Linked DNA regions of Homo sapiens: region 1 is linked to region 2. Evidence: chromatin loops called from intact Hi-C (ENCODE). Cell type or tissue: heart right ventricle. All regions are shown on one strand. Each heading gives the region's core, and the rest is flanking DNA. Links, peaks and the distances in the headings are about the cores only. Region 1 overlaps ZNF318 (zinc finger protein 318). Region 2 overlaps TTBK1 (tau tubulin kinase 1).

The links. Peaks named below come from ENCODE experiments on the same cell type or tissue, not always from the same donor. Only the 100,000 strongest peaks of a DNase experiment are listed, where the experiment ranks them.
Region 1: it touches region 2 in a loop (6-fold over the local background); 28 of 110 quality-filtered maps call a loop at or near these places.

The regions. Positions count from the first base shown.
Region 1 is chr6:43,350,621-43,359,853 of GRCh38, forward strand. ZNF318 (zinc finger protein 318) reads right to left here. Exons shown (of 10, transcript NM_014345.3): 3 at 6,506-7,145; 4 at 4,044-5,525; 5 at 1,757-1,856. Among named protein-coding and RNA genes, the nearest start is that of ZNF318, 14 kb to the right of the region's middle. In heart right ventricle, for the core only: a CTCF peak has its summit at 5,461; no DNase peak of the experiment used is centred there; H3K27ac peaks cover 239 bases.
Region 2 is chr6:43,264,823-43,274,055 of GRCh38, forward strand. The region is part of intron 13 of TTBK1 (tau tubulin kinase 1); the gene reads left to right. Among named protein-coding and RNA genes, the nearest start is that of TTBK1, 26 kb to the left of the region's middle. RefSeq lists a silencer at 7,259-7,508. In heart right ventricle, for the core only: no CTCF peak of the experiment used is centred there; a DNase peak (open chromatin) is centred at 3,649; H3K4me3 peaks cover 475 bases; H3K27ac peaks cover 2,500 bases; H3K27me3 peaks cover 770 bases.

The DNA.
Region 1 (9,233 bases), core at 4,467-6,966, 88 kb after region 2:
TGAGACCAGCCTTGGCAACATGGCAAAACCTTGTCTCTAGCCAAAAAAAAAAATTAGCCAGGCGTGGTGGCTCATGCCTATGGTCTCAGCTACTCAGGAGGATCACCTGAGCCAGGAAGCGAGGCTGCAGTGAGCTGAGATCATGCCACTGCCACTGCACTTCAGCCTGGGTGACACAGCGAGACCCTGTCTCAAAAAAAATTTTTAAATAACTATTATCATAATAACTGGCTCAGGCAAGACTCATCAATGGATGCTAAAACCAGTGGGTGAAAGTCTGAGGAGTAACTGAATATTTACATAGTCTCAAAGTATCTCCTCTATAAGATTCATATTAATTAAAAAGGATAAAACAGTAACTTTATAGTGGAGAAATCTGGCAGACACCACCTTAACCAAATAATTAAAGTTAACATCACCAGCAATGGGACAAATCAACACCTGATACAAACTCAGCATCATTTCTGTGATAGTCTCGCCAAAAATGAATAACCTGAATTTAATCATAAGGAAACAGACAAATCAAAATTAAGGGATATTCTACAAAATATGTGACCTCTTATCTTCCAGAATGTTAATGTTATGAAATACAAACACTCAGATTAAAGAAGAGTACAGGAACGTGAAAACTGAATGTGATAAATAATCTTGCACTTTGTTTTGCTATAAAGGGCATTAACGGGACAATGTGAAATATGAGTAAGAATGGTAGACTGGATAATAGTACTGTATCACTGCTAATATCCTAATTTTGATAAGTGTATTAAAGTTATGTACCTTCTTTGTTGTTAGGAAATACTTAAGTATTTAGGAGTAAAGGAACATCACATCTACAAGTTACTTTAAAAAGTTCAGAAAAGGCCAGTGCAGTGACTCATGCCTGTAATCTCAGCACTCTGGGAGGCCGAGGAAGGAGGATTGCTTGAGGCCAGGAGTTTGAGACCAGCCTGGACAAAATGATGAAACCCCATTGCTACTAAAATTACAAAAATTAGCCAGGTGTGGTGGCACACACCTGTAATCCCAGCTACTTGGGAGGCTGAGGCTTGAGAATCACTTGAATCCAGAAGGCAGAGGTTGCAGTGAGCCAAGACTGCACCACTGCACTCCAGCCTGGGCAACAGAGCGAGGCTCCATCTCAAAAAAAAAAAAAAGTTCAGGAAAAATTACACACACACATACACACAAATTGAGAGAGAGAAAAAGATAGAGCAAGCGTATTAAAATGTTAATAATCTGGCAGGGTGTGGGAGCTCACGCCTGTAATCCTAGCACTTTGGGAGGCTAAGGCGGGTGGATCACCTGAGGTGAGGAGTTCGAGACCAAACTGGTCAACATGGTGAAACCCCATCTCTACTACAAATACGAAAAAAATTAGCTGGGCATGGTGGCAGGTGCCTGTAATCTCAGCTACTTGGGAGGCTGAGGCAGGAGAATCACTTGAACCCGGGGGACAGAGGTTGTAGTGAGCCAAAATCACACCACTTCACTCCAGCCTGGGTGAAAGAGCAAAACTTCGTCTCAAATCATCATCATCATCATCATCATCATCATCATCATCATCACCACCACCATCATCTGGGAGAAGAGTACCTGAGAATTCTTTGCACTATTATTGCAACTTTTTTGTAAGTTTAATTACGTCAAAAAAAAATTTTTAATGAAGTTTCAGGTTACTGAACCTGTGTGAGAGTACCAAATTTGGGTCTCCTACGCAAGTTATTACAAAAAGGCAGTCATGCAAAGCAGCTGATACCTTGTTGTTTATGAAGCCGCTCTAACTCGGTCCTAAGATAGTACATCTTCTTCTGGCGGGCTTCCCGGTCATTCTTTAGTTTTTCCCTCTCTTCAATAACCTGCAAAATACAAAGTGGTAAGAGAGTCCATCTCCTCCAACATTCTCTTTTCTATTTCTCTCTTCCAGAAGCCTTCTTCCTAGACATTATCTGAATGTAAGGATCCAAATGCCTGCACACAGGCTCTGACCTTACTGTCAAAGTAATATTTCGTTCTAAGTTCCAGAATAGAACTGTCCATCTTTTCAAAAACTATACTGTCCAGAAAGGTTGTTTGTTTGTTTTTTGCAGGAAGGATCTAGGGCACTGATAGCAACTATTAGATAGTGGTTCTAAGTTCCAAAGGGAACCATAGATAAAGGAACCATATGTGTTATAGGTAAGGGACATATTTCATGTTGTTTATTTTCACTGCTCCTTGCAAACCAGGGATAACCCATAGGCAGTATGCCCAGAGTAGCATGTTGTTTAATCCTCACATTTTCACTATTTTATAGTCAGAAAACTGAAGTTGTACAAGATTAAGTAGAATACTCAAAGTCACACATTAAGAGTAGATTTACAATCCAGGTATATCTGCCCTAAAGCTCATGATCTTTCAACTATACTACTACCTAATGAAAAAAAGCAAATATGGCTTGTCTATACTATACCAGCATATAATAGGCCTGTATGTGTCTATAATAGACCTATGTATTATCAGCGCCCTGACTTAAGGACTAGATTTATAAAAGGAAAATAAAGAGGAAGTGTATGACCTCCAAACACTGTCTCTAAAGTTTTGTCTACATTGAACCTATTCCCTTTCCCAAAAGACTTCAGTAAAACTAAAGATTGAAGTTCAGGGTATTTAAGTCCAATAGAAACTTAAGAGAAGTGTTTTTTGTCTTCCCAATAATTGGCTAAAACTTTTTAACCGGAAAAAAATGAGACTGGCCCTCTAATTTTTTTCTTCAGAACTTTTTTTTTTTTTTTTGAGATGGAATCTTGCTCTGTTGCCCAGGCTGGTGTGCAGTGGCATGATCTCAGCTCACTGCAACCTCCATCTCCTAGGTTCAAGCAATTCTCCTGCCACAGCCTCCTGAGTAGCTGGGACTACAGGCGCGTGCCACCACACCCGGCTAATTTTTTGTATTTTTAGTAGAGACAGGGTTTCACCGTGTTAGCCAGGATGGTCTTGATCTTCTGACCTCGTGATCCACCCGCCTCAGCCTCCCAAAGTGCTGGGATTACAGGCATGAGCCACCACGCCCAGCCAGGTCTTAACTTTTATGAGCAAACCAAATTAGACACATTACATTTTTATGTTTCTAAACAAAGTGAGTTGCTAGGTATAAGCACCTTTACAATTAATAGTATGTATTAACTCTTCCACTCAAAATTCTTCTATTATGTATTCCCTATCTTGATGTAGTTTTCACCTACTGCTCTAAATTATCAGAATTATTAGAATTATTATATCTTTACCCCAGTCACTGCTTTCTTCCCACAGGCTGGGGACCCAATGAACCTGGATAATATAAAAAATGACTTTAGAGGCCAGGCACAGTGGCTCATGCCTGTGATCCCAGCACTCTGGGAGAGGCTGGCAGGGGAGGATCACTTGAGCCCAAGAGTTCAAGATCAGCCTGGGCAACAGTGAGAAGACTCCATCTCTATATAAAATATACGTATACATACACACACATACACACACACACACACGTAATTTTTTAAATAAATAACATGTCAAAAATGTTACTGTTACTCCTGGACTCTAAGATAAACCAGAACAAGCAAAGTTTATTTCTTGGTTTGCTTCAATTATCAAGCAACAACTAGTTATTAACTTTAACTCATAATCATTACAGGGTAAGAATACAGAATTCACTGGGATCAAACAGGTTTACTGATTCTCCTTCACCACACCCAATTTTGGTTCCCTACTCCACTACGAAATCATATTGAAGACTTCAAGGCTCCCAGTTCCTATCTACAGTGTTTGAAGACCATTAACTTGGATAGAATTAAACTTAAAAAAGGCTGACAATCACAATAGGACCCAAGGCCAGACTTTTGTTTAGTCCTAATGATAAAACATGTGTGAAAAACAGAGGAACAATATACACTTCTTAGGATGATGACAGCAGCCTCCAGACGACTTCAAGTGAAAGAGCCTTACAAATTTTCAGCCCCTTCTAAAAAACATATACAAATTTATGGCAAAACAGAAAACTCAGGCACAGGATACCCAAAGCTAATATTCACCTTTTGCTTCTGGGAAGCACGGTTCTTCTCATCAGAGATCTTCTCTGGATTATATCTTATGAGTGATGGAATGGACACCTGGACAGGCACTTGGGCCGCAGGAATTGAGCCTCGCAGAGACTCTTTCTGCTTAGGCTTATCAGGAGTCACAGTGGGGATCACACGAAGATTGGGACGGCTACGAGTAGCTTGTTTGGTTATTGGCATTATCCTGTGTGGTTCAGGTACAGGGTGGTTTGACGGTTGAGAGGTGGGATACATGGGCCATCTGGAGGCTGCATATGCCATGTAGTGCCTATAGGCATCAAAAGAGGCAGGGGGAATGGCAGGTCCCTGGTAGTTCGGAGGTATCCGAGCTGCAGCAAACTGAGAGGCCCTTGGCATGTGAAACTGAGATAAAGCAGCAGTGTGTGGAAGTCTAATTGGGGCAGATGGGGCTGATGGCAACATGCACCTGACTGCAACAGATGACTGAAACCCACTACCAACCACCTCTGGTCCTGAAATATGACCCACTGGATGGTCAGACTTTAGGAATGGAGGGCTGTTTTTTGTGAGCAGGTAAGGATCCACAGGAGAAGGTGGGTGTGGATGGGACACCTCTGGAGAGTGGGTATTGCTATGATGTGCCTCCCTGCTCTCTAGTCTGTGGGGATCTGAGGAACGTCGATCAGCTGAGAAGCAGTGGTCAACTGAGGAACAGCGGTCAGCTGAGAAGCGGTGGTCAACTGAGGAACAGTGGTCAGCTGAAAAGTATCGGTCAACTGAGGAACGGCGGTCAGCTGAGGAGCGTAATGATGGCTTCTTGCCATGAAGTCGTTCCTGGGTGCGTGCAGCCAATTGACTAATCTCTGCTACTCCAATATCCAGCCCTATTGTCTTGAGCAAGTCATGGATCTTCGCATATTCTGGATTGGTCTCTTCTAGTGATTCTAGCTTTACAGCTGGAGCTGAAGACGGCAGGGAGCTTGCCTTCTGCCTCATAACTTCACTCTCAGAGCTCCCAAGGGGCTTTGGTACGGATTCTGCCTTTAAATCCTCTTCTTCATCCCCATAGAGAAATTTCTCCTCATCTTCAATGTCGGGAAAGCTACGTCGCCTTTTTTCCTGTGTACTGGTAGAATCAGCCAACATGCTCAGAATGCGGGAAAAACCACTGCCATCCTGGCTAGCTCTCTCATGGGGCAGCAGGAAGTCTGTGTGTCGCTCAGGTCCCTCAGCCTTCAAATCCAAATTATCCTTGTGGCATAGAAAACTTCCAAATTTTTCTCTGAGAGGACTGTTGTCTTTGGGAATCCCAGGAAGGGGACCCCATTGGTAGAGGTTGCCCTGAGGTTCCTTCAAGGCAGTCTCTACCATAGTCCCCTTGTTTTCAATCTCTGAGGCAAAAGCAGCAATAGCACCACTTAGTGGAAGGGATGGGTGCCCAGAGTAGAGAGGGTGATCCTGGCTGGAGCTGGTACTGCTGGAAAAACTCTCAAGCTGCAAAGACAAACACAACTGATTTAGTCTTATGCAGAATCTCAGAACATTAGTAATTGAGATAAATACTTAAATACTTTGGTCTTCCTGAATTAACAGGTGAGATACAAGTATGGATAAAAGGGAGGAAAAGTATCCTTAGCCAGATTCAAAATGTGAATCCCCTTATCTCCAGATGTTTCTACTGTTGAGGAGAAACAGGAAGTGAGGCAAACTGGATGGAATCCTCACCTTTATCTATTTGTTAAAAGGAATTTGAATTCAAAAGAATTTTAGAGATCCCCTAGCTTGTTTTCTTTTCTATGGATCCCCAAAAGAAAAGGAAAAAAAAAGCTGCTTTGGCTGAAGTGGGGAGAGGAAACTCTGGAACGCTAACTCATCAGCATTCCTTTGCTTGGGAACCTCTTCAGAAGCCTTTATCTCCTAAGAGGACAGCTAAAAACTAGTGGTCTTTCCACTAGTGGTCTGACCATCCTTTCACAGGTCAGGGAAAAATATCAAGGCTCAGAATGGTGAGGTGACTTGTCTAAAAATCACAGTAAGTTGGTGGCAGAAGTGGGTCCAAAATCAGAATCATCTGATTTCTAGTCCAGTGTCCTACAACTCATACATCTTGTCTTCTCTCTAAAGAGAGATGAGAAAATTGAGATCACCTCCTCCCCTTGCCCTTCAAGGTTCATTTCCAACAAACCCATACTCAAAGATTGCCAAAGGATAATCCAATTTAAGTAAAAAAACTTACAGTACTCTCCAAAATATCTATTTATTAATATAAAGCCTAATATACAGCAATAGAACCCTCTACTGATGCATTAAAAGGCCTACAGTTTCGTTTGGAGAGTCCTAGAAGGTGTAGCTCACAATGTCGGTCCAGCACATATTACAAAGATACCATTAGGAACATAGCCCACAGGAAAGTAAGCAGGCTTTAAGATATTAGGGAGACTAGCAAGAGGCCCTACAAGAAATGCAGCAGAGACCTGCATGGAGGGCTCCATTATGTCCACCTCAATCCGCTTCTTCAAAATGGATTTCTTGGGCATCACAGATACTTCCTCAGGCCGATGCAAAGAATATCCTGGCTCCGATGCTGTTAGGACACCTGACAATCCAGGGATGGAACAGCCAGTACCACCACCATCAACTCCAACCAGCTCCTGACTCAAGCTCCTACTTCGCTCCTCCTCTTCCTCTCGCTTTCGTCTGGCAAGATCCAGTTCTCGAAACTCAGGGTCGAGAAACCTAGGACTTGGGCTTCTTCTACGCTGTCGATAGTTGCGAGTTCCTGATGTAAAACTTGGGTGATCCCCTCCCATGCTGTTTATCTTCACTGTGTCATCATAACGGGGTCTTTTGGCCTCCCGGCTCCTTTCTTCAGATCGTATGGAGTAGCCTTTGAGTTTTTCTCGATTCCGTTCTGTTCCCCGCAACAGCTCATCATGACAACTGATATGGGGACTATAATCAGATCGATGCAGGAAAGTTTCTTTTGTTCGGTAGTCCTCATCAAGTTGTCCCAAGAAGGGACTGAGAGGCCCTTCCTCCTGGGAAATATATCGCTCAAGACCCCGAGAGCACTGGGAGCTTCGAGTGAAGACAGAATCATCAGTCAGGTCATCCCTGAGGAAAAAGAGAAGCATCATTGAACAAATGGACTTGGAAAGAATAAGAGCAGACAAGGCTAAGAGACTGGTGTTTGTCAAGGGGGCTATAAAATGCTTAGGGCAAAAGACTATAATCATGAAGTCCAAGAACATTTCCTCTCCCTTTCCCCAGGGGAACAAGCAGCTTTAGCCTCTAACCAAGAGGTAATATTACCAACATATCTAGATAGATCTCTTGGGTAATTTCTCCGACTAGACTTAGGGCATGCAGAATATCATGGAAGTTACACAACTCCACACAAGCTAAATTCTAGCTCTTTGCTACTGAAAGTGTAGTGCGGACGAAACAGCATTAGCATTACCTGGGAACTTTTTAGAAATATAGCTTCTCAAAGCTCCACCCCAAGCAGATCTGAACTAGAATCTGCATTTTAACAAGATCTCCAGGTGATTTGTCTGTACTTTAAAGTTTGAGAAACACCAGTCCAGATCAATGGGATTTTTTTGTTTTGTTTTGAGATGGAGTCTCGCTCTGTCACCCAGGCTGGAATGCAGTGATGCAATCTCGGCTCACTGCAAGCTCCGCCTCTCAGGTTCACGCCATTCTCCTGCCTCAGTCTCCCGAGTAACTGGGCCTATAGGCACCAGCCATCACACCCGGCTAATTTTTTTTTTTTTTTTTTTCTGATTTTTTAGTAGAGACAGGGTTTCACCATGTTAGCCAGGATGGTCTTGATCTCCTGACCTAGTGATCAGCCCGCCTTGGCCTCCCAAAGTGCTGGGATTACAGGCATGAGCCACCGCGCCCAGCCTGTTTTGTTTAAGACAGAGTCTTGCTCTGTCACCCAGGCTGGAGTGCAGTGGCATGATCTCGGCTGACTGCAACCTCTACCTCCCTGGTTCAAGTGATTCTTGTGCCTCAACCTCCTTAAGTAGCTGGGATTACAGGTGTGCACCACCATGCTGGCTGACTTTTTGCATTTTTTTAGTAGAGATGGGGTTTCACATGTTGGCCAGGCTGGTCTCGAACTCCTGATCTCAGGTGATCTGCCCGCCTCAGCCTCCCAAACTGCTGGGATTACAGGCGTGAGCCTCCACACGTGGCTCAGATAAATGGTTTTAAAGCTGTGTTCCAGAGGTTGTAAAGAGTGCTCAGGAGCTACCAAAAGAAAGGAGGTACTAGAAAAGCAGAACCAGCAGGGCTCTTGACCTTCTATCCCAGTTAAATCACACTAATTCCAACTTTAAGTCTGTATATTAAGGTTCTAATAATTCAATTGGGAAAAAAAAGTATCACTATATGGTAACTTTTAAAAAAACTACTGATTTATCTAATTAGCATGATTTTCTCATAAGATTTAGAAGGTTCTCCAATGCTTTGCCTTGATGGTTCACATATTAAAACCCATAAAGCTCTCTCACAGCCTGTTTTGTCACCCTCTTTGCCTTCTCTGGATATCTACAAGCACTCTGCTAATCTTGGGCTTAGAAAAGAGAAAGTGATGGTTTGGTTCACCATATATTTTTATTTCATTAAATACAAAGGTCTCAGACCTTTGTGGCATGAGGTAAAAATCCAGGATGGGACAGCTATTCTTTTAGCTGAGAATTCTATACCACACCCAATAATGCTAACCTTCTCAGGGGCTATGGCTATGACACAAAACTAAAGTTTCTGATTTAAATCACAGATAGAAATAAAGATCCTCTAGCACTTTATGTATGAAAACTTCTAAGTACTCTGAATAAAAAATAAAAGTTCTTACATGTCACTCACATTCCAGAGTGAATTATCATCTAGAGGATGGTAACTATTAGTGTCTTCTACAGTTTCTAGTAGCTACTTTTGTTGTGAGTTTCTAGAAATGACTTTTCCTTAGTTTTTTTAGTAGTTGCTTTCCTATCTCTGAGACTATGCCAGCAGAATCTCAAAACATTGCCTTTTCTTATTCACCAGCCTGCCTTTGATCAAAGTTGTAGACCTAGGAATAAATTTATGAAAGGTTATCAAGGACAAACTTTATTTACCTTCTCTAACAAGAATGCCACCTGTGGGAATCCAGGTTTCTGTTACCCACCTTCTTCCTAAGAATTTGGGAAATTT
Region 2 (9,233 bases), core at 2,511-5,010:
GACTATAGTTGAGCACAGGGACAGGTGTGTTGGGTGCCCTGGGAGAGCCCAGTCTGGCTGCAATGGCAACTCCTTGTGTGGGAGGACTGAGGAACAAGGCTGGAAGGGCAGGGAGGGGCCAGATGGTGGCCAAATTGCAAAATGTCTCATGATATTTAGGTTATTCTGACAAGGACAGGGTGTCAGAATAGGCAGAGAGCCACTGGCCTGACCAGGCTTTGCTGTGTGGGACAGAGGCTGAACTCTGACCTGGGAAATGGAGGAAAACTCCAAATGGGGTCCATGAACCCACAGAGGGGCTGGGGAGAGTCATGGAGGGGATGCCGGAAGGGGCTCAGGGGCTGTGCCGCGTTCCACATAGTGGTCCCACATTGGGGGCGTACACTCTAGGTGGCTCTGGGAGGTGCCCAGGTGTTGGGCCAGGGGCCAGTTCTACCACTTGCTCAGATTGGGAGGCCTTGCCTGGGATCACATGGGTGCCCTGGGAAAAGCAGCTGTGGGCAGGAGTGTATGCAGACCCCATCCCTATCTAGAGGTCCCTTCTAGAAGAGAGGACCTCTGAGCTGTGATCCTGGGGAGTATGCATCCAGGCCTTGCCTGGACACTGGAAACTGGGGGCTCAAAAAGTGGGGCCCGTGAGTCCTCACCCAGAGAGGCCCTAGCTGGCCTGAGTTGGAGGAGCAGCCCTGGCAGACCTGGCAGTCAAGTGGGCTGGCACCATTGCGTTGTAACTAGCCATTGCTCCCACCACACCCAGCACCAGGCAGCAGGAGAGGGAGCAAAATGTGTTTGGGGTCCTTGCTCCGCTCCCGTTTATTCATCCACACTCACTGAGTATTTACTGTGTGCCATGTACCACAGGCATCAGAGGTGACTTGCACAATAGGTTGTACCCGTAGGAAGTGCAGAGTCTAGGGAGGGTGACAGACAGTGTCAAGAGAGAGCCGAGAATTAAAGTCAGGAGACTGAGGTCTGGACCTGGCTCTGCCGTTCCCTTCCCAGTGACTGAGGGCCAGTCAGTGTCCCTTTCTGGGTCTCCAGGTGAGGGAGCTGAGGTTCTTCCGAGGTTCATCTCTAAAGTTTTTCTTACCTGCAGATTCCTACCTGTGTCCTGGGACTCATCCTCACTTTGGGGAATTCTGGCCAAGCGGGTGGGGAGAGAGAGATTTGGTGGGGTGGGGAAGCACAGGCCGATTCTGTAATCAGTCTCGGGCTCGGGTCCTGCTTGTGACAGGGACTGGCACTACCTATGTCAGCAAGAGATGAGTTGTGTGTGTCTTTGGGGGTGAGGTGTTTGTGGGCCTCGGGTTCCCCACAGTGTATAGAATCGAGGTTGGTTAGCACTCTGCCCCTGTGCATGTGCGTTTGTGTCAGCGGAGCTCGAGCTGTGCACTGGTGGATGGATGTGTCCACATGTATGTGCCTGCATGTGGGTGCACACATTATTGCATTTGTGTAGAATATGCAGCAGGTCTGCAAGTGTGTACAGAACCACAGATGCCTAGAATGTCAAAGCATTTCTATTGATGGTAACAATTGGAGTAATAATTCTAATAATGACAACAATAGTTAGCACTGTCCTAAGCACTTTCATGTTTACATGTATATTCTTCACAACAACACTGTGAACAGGGAATCCTGATTTTAAAAGTAAGAAAACTAAGACTCAGAGAAGCAAAGTTTTTAGCTCAGCTGGTGACCACCAGCTGGTAAGTGTTAGCAACGGGACTTGAACCCAGGCAACTCGTTCCGAGAGCTGAGCTCTGAGCCATTCCGTCTGAGGTCTGTGAATTTTTTTTTTTTCTTTTTTTGAGACGGAGTTTTGCTCTTGTTCCCCAGGCTGGAGTGCAATGGCGTGATCTCGGCTCACTGCAACCTCCACCTCCCAGGTTCAAGCAATTCTCCTGCCTCAGCCTCCCGAGAAGCTGGGATTACAGGCATGCACCACCACCACACCCGGCTAATTTTGTATTTTTAGTAGAGACGGGGTTTCTCCATGTTGAGGCTGGTCTTGAGCTCCTGACCTCAGGTGATCTGCCTGCCTCGGCCTCCCAAATTGCTGGGATTACAGGCGTGAGCCATCGCGCCCAGCCTGAGGTCTGTGAGTTTAACAGAAAACATACAGGCCAGAGAGAGCAGATGGTTTGTGCAGGATCAGAGAGAGCCTGGAGCATGCGTGTGTGTGTGTGTGTGTGTGTGTGTGTGTGTGTGTGTGTGTGTGTGTGTGTGTTCTGTGCATACCCACTGTCTGGGCCATGTCAGCAGGTGTGCCTGTGGCCATGTCAGTGTGCAGGGCAGCCTCTGTGTGTGTCTCTGGATGAACATATGGGGTACAACATGTTTCGCCAAGTACTTCAGGACAGCGGGGTGAAGCAGAGATCTTCCTTCATCAAGGGTAGAGGAGCAGGGAGAAATGGACTGGCCTATTTTTTTCTTCTGTCTTTGGGCTGGCCTGAAGGAAGTGGTGAGCCCAGCCTGGGCCTATGGCAGGACCTCCCAAATCTGGCTGCTTCCTAGAATCACAGTTTTTGGGACTCTCCACCCACAGGCGGAGATTATGCGGCTCAGGGCAGGCAGGAAGTCTCTGCTGAATTCCCTCTTTCCCACCACCTTTTTGGAGGCGCCCTCTCTAGACCTACCTCAATTTTCTCAGTGCCTGATGTGTGAACTTCCTCATAACACCAATCATTTAAACTATGAGCACCTACAACTCTGTCACCTGCACATGTGGGGAACCGGGAGGGAAACAGTGTGAAAGCAGGCACAATTTTAAAGTATCTATTGTTCTTTGGTGATGGTGGGTTTTTTTGTTTTTGTTTTTTTTCTTTTTTCACACCTGGCTTTGTTCTCAAGGAAATTTAAGGTGCAAATTAGGAGTTGCGGGAAAAGCTAGGGCAAGGGTGAAGCAGGCTAGCAAGTGTGTGATCTGGGGGAGGGCTGTTTGCCTGCCTTTACCGGTTGTCTCTGACCGATAGCACAGCAGGTCAGCATGCGCTGAGTACACAGACACTGCCCGGCAGCCACCAAAGCATTTCCCTGCCACGTGCTGGACAGTGTGCTAGGGGCTGGGGGACAAAGATGAATAAAGCTGCCCAGTCCTGCCCTTTTGGAGCTCAAGGTCACAAGCAGTGGGGTGGAGATGCAAAGGTCTAGAAAGATGTTAACAATCCAGGTCCATCAGGGAGATAACAGAGCACTCTTATCTGCTAGAAGCTGGGAGCTTGCAGGGGAGGGAGCTGGAGCGGTCTCACAGAGGTGATATTTCAACTGGTGTTGAAGACAAGTAGGTGGCCACAAGTGGTGCCCAATCTGAAGGGCAAGAGCCCTCTGGGATTCAATGCCATCCTATGAAAATCCTTCTGCCTGGCAGCTGAGCAAACTCTGGCTGGAATGTTAACTCAAGCCACCCACATGTGCTGTGAGAGGGGGCTTTGGGCAATGGTGGTGCCTCTGTCCCTTGGCCTCTCTGGGTGGGCCTTAGACCCCTAACCCTTGGTGCAGATGGGACTAGCTCAGAAGGATCCTAGACTTGGCCAAAAAGAAGCTGAAACGGAAAGCAAGGTGGGAGCAAAGCCAGTCCTATTAGAATGTTCTCCCTCTTCCCTACTCTGCTGGAGGCTCCATGCCAAGTCCCTTGTGCCCCCATGTGACAGCAGCAAGGGATGCTGGGGCTGAGTGTCCCAGGCCCCCTCCTTCCTGGAGGAGCTGGCCCAGGCAGTCCTTGCTGCTGCTGTAAAAGCTATTTCAACTGGCCTCTGTCTCAGGAAGAGAGAGGGTCAGGCTGGGAGAGGTCTGGTAACACCCTGGGCGCCATTTCTACCCCCACATATCTGGGACACTTCCACTTCACTCGGAGGGCATGGGGGCACAGAGCAGGATTCTTCCAGAAGGCGATGAGGCAGCAGTTCTGCCCAGCCCTGTACACAAGCTGCCTGGTGGCTCAGACTTTGAGGGGGCAGGGAAAAAGCCACTTTCAAGAAATGACTTCAGTTTGCCCCTCCTCCTACGAGTCCATCCCTTCCCTCATTTGGAAGAGTGATTTAAAATTAGATACTAAAATAGCTCAGTGAAGAGCACAGCATTTACTCCATGGCGGGTGCTGTTCCAAGTACTGCACATCTTATAACATCGAATCCTCACGACCACCCTTTGAGGTGGGCACCATTATGACCCCCATTTTACAGAGGAGGAAGCTGAGGCTCAGAGAGGTGCAGTAACTTGCTCAAGGTCACTCAGATTTTAAGTGGTGGAGTTGGGATTCAAACACGAGTAATTGGGCTCTAGAGTACCACCTTATGCCGCATGGTCACCCCGATCCCAACACCTCCCTGTGATGGGGCGGGGGTGCCAAGGCGGAGGGTGTACAGGGAAAGTTTCTGAGCCCTAATGAGTAGCACGGAATCTAGCTGGGGAGACATGCCACACACAGCTGTCAACACATGGCAAGGAACTCTCTCAGAGCACACAGCCACGTTCCTGAGAGAAAGGGTTCCCCAGTCCAGAACAACCCTGAGCTAGGTAGGACTAAGCCAGGAAGGCTTCTCGGAGGAGGTGAGTGACCATGGTCTCCTTGCAGAGACCATAGTGTGAGAAGTTCCAGAGAGAAGGAGGAGGGGGAAGGGCGTTGGAGGCCAGAGCCTAGATTCTGAGGCAGGACCTTGGGGCGGGTGGTTTGCACCCTCCTCCACCCTGCCTGACCCCGCCCACTTGCCCGGGACGCCGGCGCCGCAGGGGCTGTGAGCGGTGGGTGGCCCCGGAGACGGAGCTGTCGAGTCTGTGCCTGACACCTCTTTTCCCTCCACTTTCTTGGTCTCTTTCAGTTGGAGGAGGACAGACTCTCGGGGCACTCCCTCCCGCGGTACAGCCCCCTGCGACGACTGGCGTCCTCCGTGTTCTCCTCCTCCACGCTGGAGACGGAGCATTACCCTCACCCCGGCGGCGGCGGCTCCTCGGGCTCCTCCGGTTCCCTCATTCAGCGCAGCCGCTCGGCTGAGAGCAGCCCTGTGCGGGCGCCCCACCGGCGCCACGCGCCCCTCGCTGCTGGCAACCACAGACTCATGCCCTCGGTGCTCCGCATCTCGCGGTCCCAGCTGCAGCAGGTGTGGGCCCGGTTCACCCACAAGACCTAGGCTGGGCCCCCCCCCTCCTGGAGGGGGCAGGTGGGGGGGGGTGGGGAGCAGGCAGAGGACCATGGTTCCTTCCCAGGACGCAATAATCACACACTCACACATCCCATCCCACCCCATCATGCAATACAGCCCCCCTAGAACGTTGGCCCAAGGTACTGTAATACTCCCACCCCAAGCAGAGTCTCCGTCCCACCTCCCCATCAGCTCCCTTTGTAGGTGCCAGCCAAATGGTGCAGGGAGGGGTGGGGCTGGTGGTACAGTTTCCAGGACAGGGCAGGGGCGCTCAGCTGGAGCCACTGATGGGTCCAGAGTCCAGTGGAAAGAGAGGTGTCAGGGAGATGAGGCCTGCAGGGCCAGAGGCACTCTGGTATGGGCTTTGTTCTGTTTAATTTGTGATCTCTTGGCATGGCTGGGTCTGATCCACCCCGAGGGGCTGGCGGGAGGCCAAGACCCTCCTTGCATGGTGTGTGTGTGTGTGTGTGTGTGTGTGTGTGTGTGTGTGTGTGTCCCTGTGTATGGATGGAGGCCAGGACAGCCAGGTTTGGAATGTGGTGGGGAGTGTTTCAATGCTCAGTGATCGGGGGAGGAGCCCTGTGACCTAGCGAGACTTTCTCAGGCCATCATCATTGAGGACAGAGTTCTCTCCTCACACATCTTACCCCAGGAAGGCTCAGTCCATGGTAGGCTGCCCCTCCCCCAAGACACCTGTGCCATCACTCCCTGGTAGGATTGGGTGTCTGTCCTCGGCTCCTCAGGAACTGAGGATGGATGAGAGGGGCCTGGGATCCACCTCCCAAGGCAGGCTGGAACTGAGCAACGAGGAGACCCAGCTTAGAAGCAGTGGCAGCTAAGGTGGTTGTTAAGGATGACGTGAGAAACCATGTGCTTGTCAGCAAAACCAGTGTCTCAGGACAAATCCCAGGCGGGAGCAGCCCCACCTCTGCCCTTCTCAGAAGGTGACTCCTTCCTGTAGGTGCTCGGTCAGCCCCAAGGGCGGTGGTGAAGACACAGCAGAAGAGAGGCAGGTTGGATAGGGATCTGGACACTTGGGAGTGGGGAAGTGTCAGGATGCCAGCTTGCGCCTGCCTCTTCTGCCCATTTCTCAGCCCCCAACCTTCACTGCAGGGAGCCCAAGTTTCCCTTTATTCATCCTGCCCATGTCAGCCAGCACCTCTGTTCCCCTGGGGAATGCGGTAGTAGTGAAGTGGGTACTAGAAAGGGCCGTGCCTGTATGGGGAGGGGAGGAGGCCCAAAGATTTGCAAAATGTTTATTTCAGTGAGACTGTGTCTGTATGTTTGCTTGTGTGCATGCGCGTACACTTGTGCATAAGAGTGTGCTTACGAATGAGCGTTTGTGCATGTGGAAGGGCTGCCATGGATGAATGCTCAGGCTGTGCACTGTGTAATTCCAGGAAGTGCCATTTACATAGACCTCAATGTGACTGGCACGTGCGCAAGTTGCACAGTGCTGTATGAGTGTGTGTATGCACATGTGTGTTAGGGAGCCAGAAAGATGTCTATGCAGTCATTGGTAGTTTCCTATGTAGCTACTCTCATCCCAGCTTCACTCTTCTACCCCTCTCTCCCTGTAACCTCTGCTTGGCCCATCAATTCCCCAGATGTCTCTGGTTAGAGTAGAGGCCTCAGGGCCCTGGCCCCTGCCTGGGGGTGCCATAAGTGTGGTGGGCAGTGCCCTGGAGCCAAACTGTCCACACAGAGGGCCACCATTGTGGTATGGCTCATCCACACCATTCACATAAGCCACTCCATAGTCACACACTCCTTTCCCCAAAATCTTTCTTTGTAAGTCTATTTATTTATTTATTTATTTATTTATTTATTTTTGAGGATGTCTGGGCCAAGAGCACCTTCTCCATCTGGCAACAAAAGCCAGATTTGGGTTCTAATACTTGTGCCCCACCCCCACCCCCATCTCAGCTGCTCACTTTTGAATCTCCCCAAACCCAAGCCTCTGTTGCCCTCTGGGCTGTTTTGGATGGCTTTGCACCCTGCTCAGGCAGTAGGCAGGAGAGGGTCAAGGTGGACCCTTTGAGAAGGGACAGAAAACAAAAAGCACAAAGGTGAGGGGGTGAGGCTGAACAGTGGCCCCACTCCCCTCCTGCTGGCACTGCCTCCCCCAGCCACCTCCTCTTGCCCTCTTCCCATCCACCCCAGGTAGTGGCAGGAGGTGAAGTGAAGGGAACCTGCCCACCATCTGCTCCATAAGTCAGCAGCAGTGTGGGCAAGGGCCCCCCCACCCAATCTGGGGTTGGATGAAACCAAGCACTCTGTGATCCAGCATTCCCTTCTAGAGGGTTCCACTACTCAACCCTGAGCACAGCTCCATCTCAGTGACCAGAACCCTGAGGTACTCTAAGATCCCAAAGTGCCTTGTGAAATATTGAAGATGATGGCACTGGCTTCAGCCTCATTTCAGCATTACATACATATTACTGTTTCCAACGCCTTTGGAAGTGGGAGATCCAGCATTGAGAAGGCGGCTGAGTTTTCAAACACACACCCCCCACCTCAGAACTGACACCTGTGGGAGAGGGTGTGTCCTTTAAAGCAAGGCCATGGTTCAAAGCATGTTGTCCTTTAGGGGGACATCCTTTTGTATATCCTCCATGGTGGAGGGGAGAGTGTTTTGTAAGCCATAAAGCTCTGAGCTAACAGGTGATCTTAATAATATTATCTTTTCGGGGTGGCTTTGACTCTTGGAGATTGTTAAGGTCATCTAAGCCACTTGTGTTGGATTAAGTTCATGTGAAGCTCGGCAGAGCTTCACATGGTTTGGGTCGAGTTGCTGGTCTCCGGTTCCCAGGCTAGGTGGGGATGCTGTGAGCCTGCAATATTGTCACTCTTGTTTTCTGAAGCATTTCCCAAGAGAAGGCCAGAATGTTTCAAGATTGATACCCTGCTTGGGGAAAGCGTGTAGCCTCCTCGGGGTCAGCTTTGAAAAGAGACAGCTGTCTTTGTTGTATTTTGAAAGTGGTGTTTTCGCACTTCATAGTCTCACTCTGCATTTAGTGGTGGCTTACAATTATTTGTGATTTTATTTAATAGCCACTGGCACACAGTGCTTATTATGTGCCAGGCAGCGATCTAAGCACTTTACAAAATTAACTCATTTAAACCTCATGATAGCTTATGAGGTAGATCCCAGTATTATCTGCATTCAACAAATTAATCAGAACATTTTATTTACCAGAACATATAAAAAACCCACCCATGCCGAATAATCTGAGGTCTTGTTTGACAGAGTTTGTGAAACATCTTGGTCTATGTATTGGTTGATTGATTGTCCTTTGCGGTGGGCCCCCTCCTCAGTCTATAGAAAAGAGGGGAGTTGTCAGCAAGCCATATTTTCCTTCCTTTCCCATTCCCACCTTGCCATGGGGTGGCATCCAGATGGGAGTCACTCCAGAGTACTGGGGTTGGTTAAAATGGCTGGACCCTGTCTCTCCAGAGACCTCCAACCCCTCAATCCCACATGGCCCCAAGCATCCCACAGCAGCTCTGGGGATCAGGTGGGCAGAGGAGGAGTTAGCATGAGAAAGCAGGGGCTCCAAAGCCTGACCTCAGTGGGATTGGTGAGGTCCTAGGGGTCAGACTCACAGACGGGGAAGACACTGGCATCTGTGAACACCGAATGGGTGTCACCAACTCGTACATCAACAAGATCCAAACAGTGTCAGGGAAGTGGCAGGTTCAGGGACTGTGGTAAACAGGGGAACTCCCATGCCCATACCATCCTCAGCTCAACCAATTGTTGCCACTATCTTCTAATTTTTATTTGAAATCTCCCAATTTTTAATTGTTGGCATCTAATTTTAAAAAGAAAAATCACTGTATGAACCAAACCAAAATGGTTTACAGGCAGAGGTGGCCTAAACTCATTTTGCAACCACTGTGAGCCTGAGGACTTCCTGCACCACCCTCTGTCCAGGGCTGCAGCACTCAAAGGCGACAGTGTTCTTGCCCAGGAACTCGAACCTGGCCAGTGGGGATGTGTGGTGTGTGCTGTGTTTATACATGTGGTGTGCATAAGTGCCTGAATGAGTGTGGGGGCCAGTGGACCTTTTTGTGGTGAGTGGGGGCCTC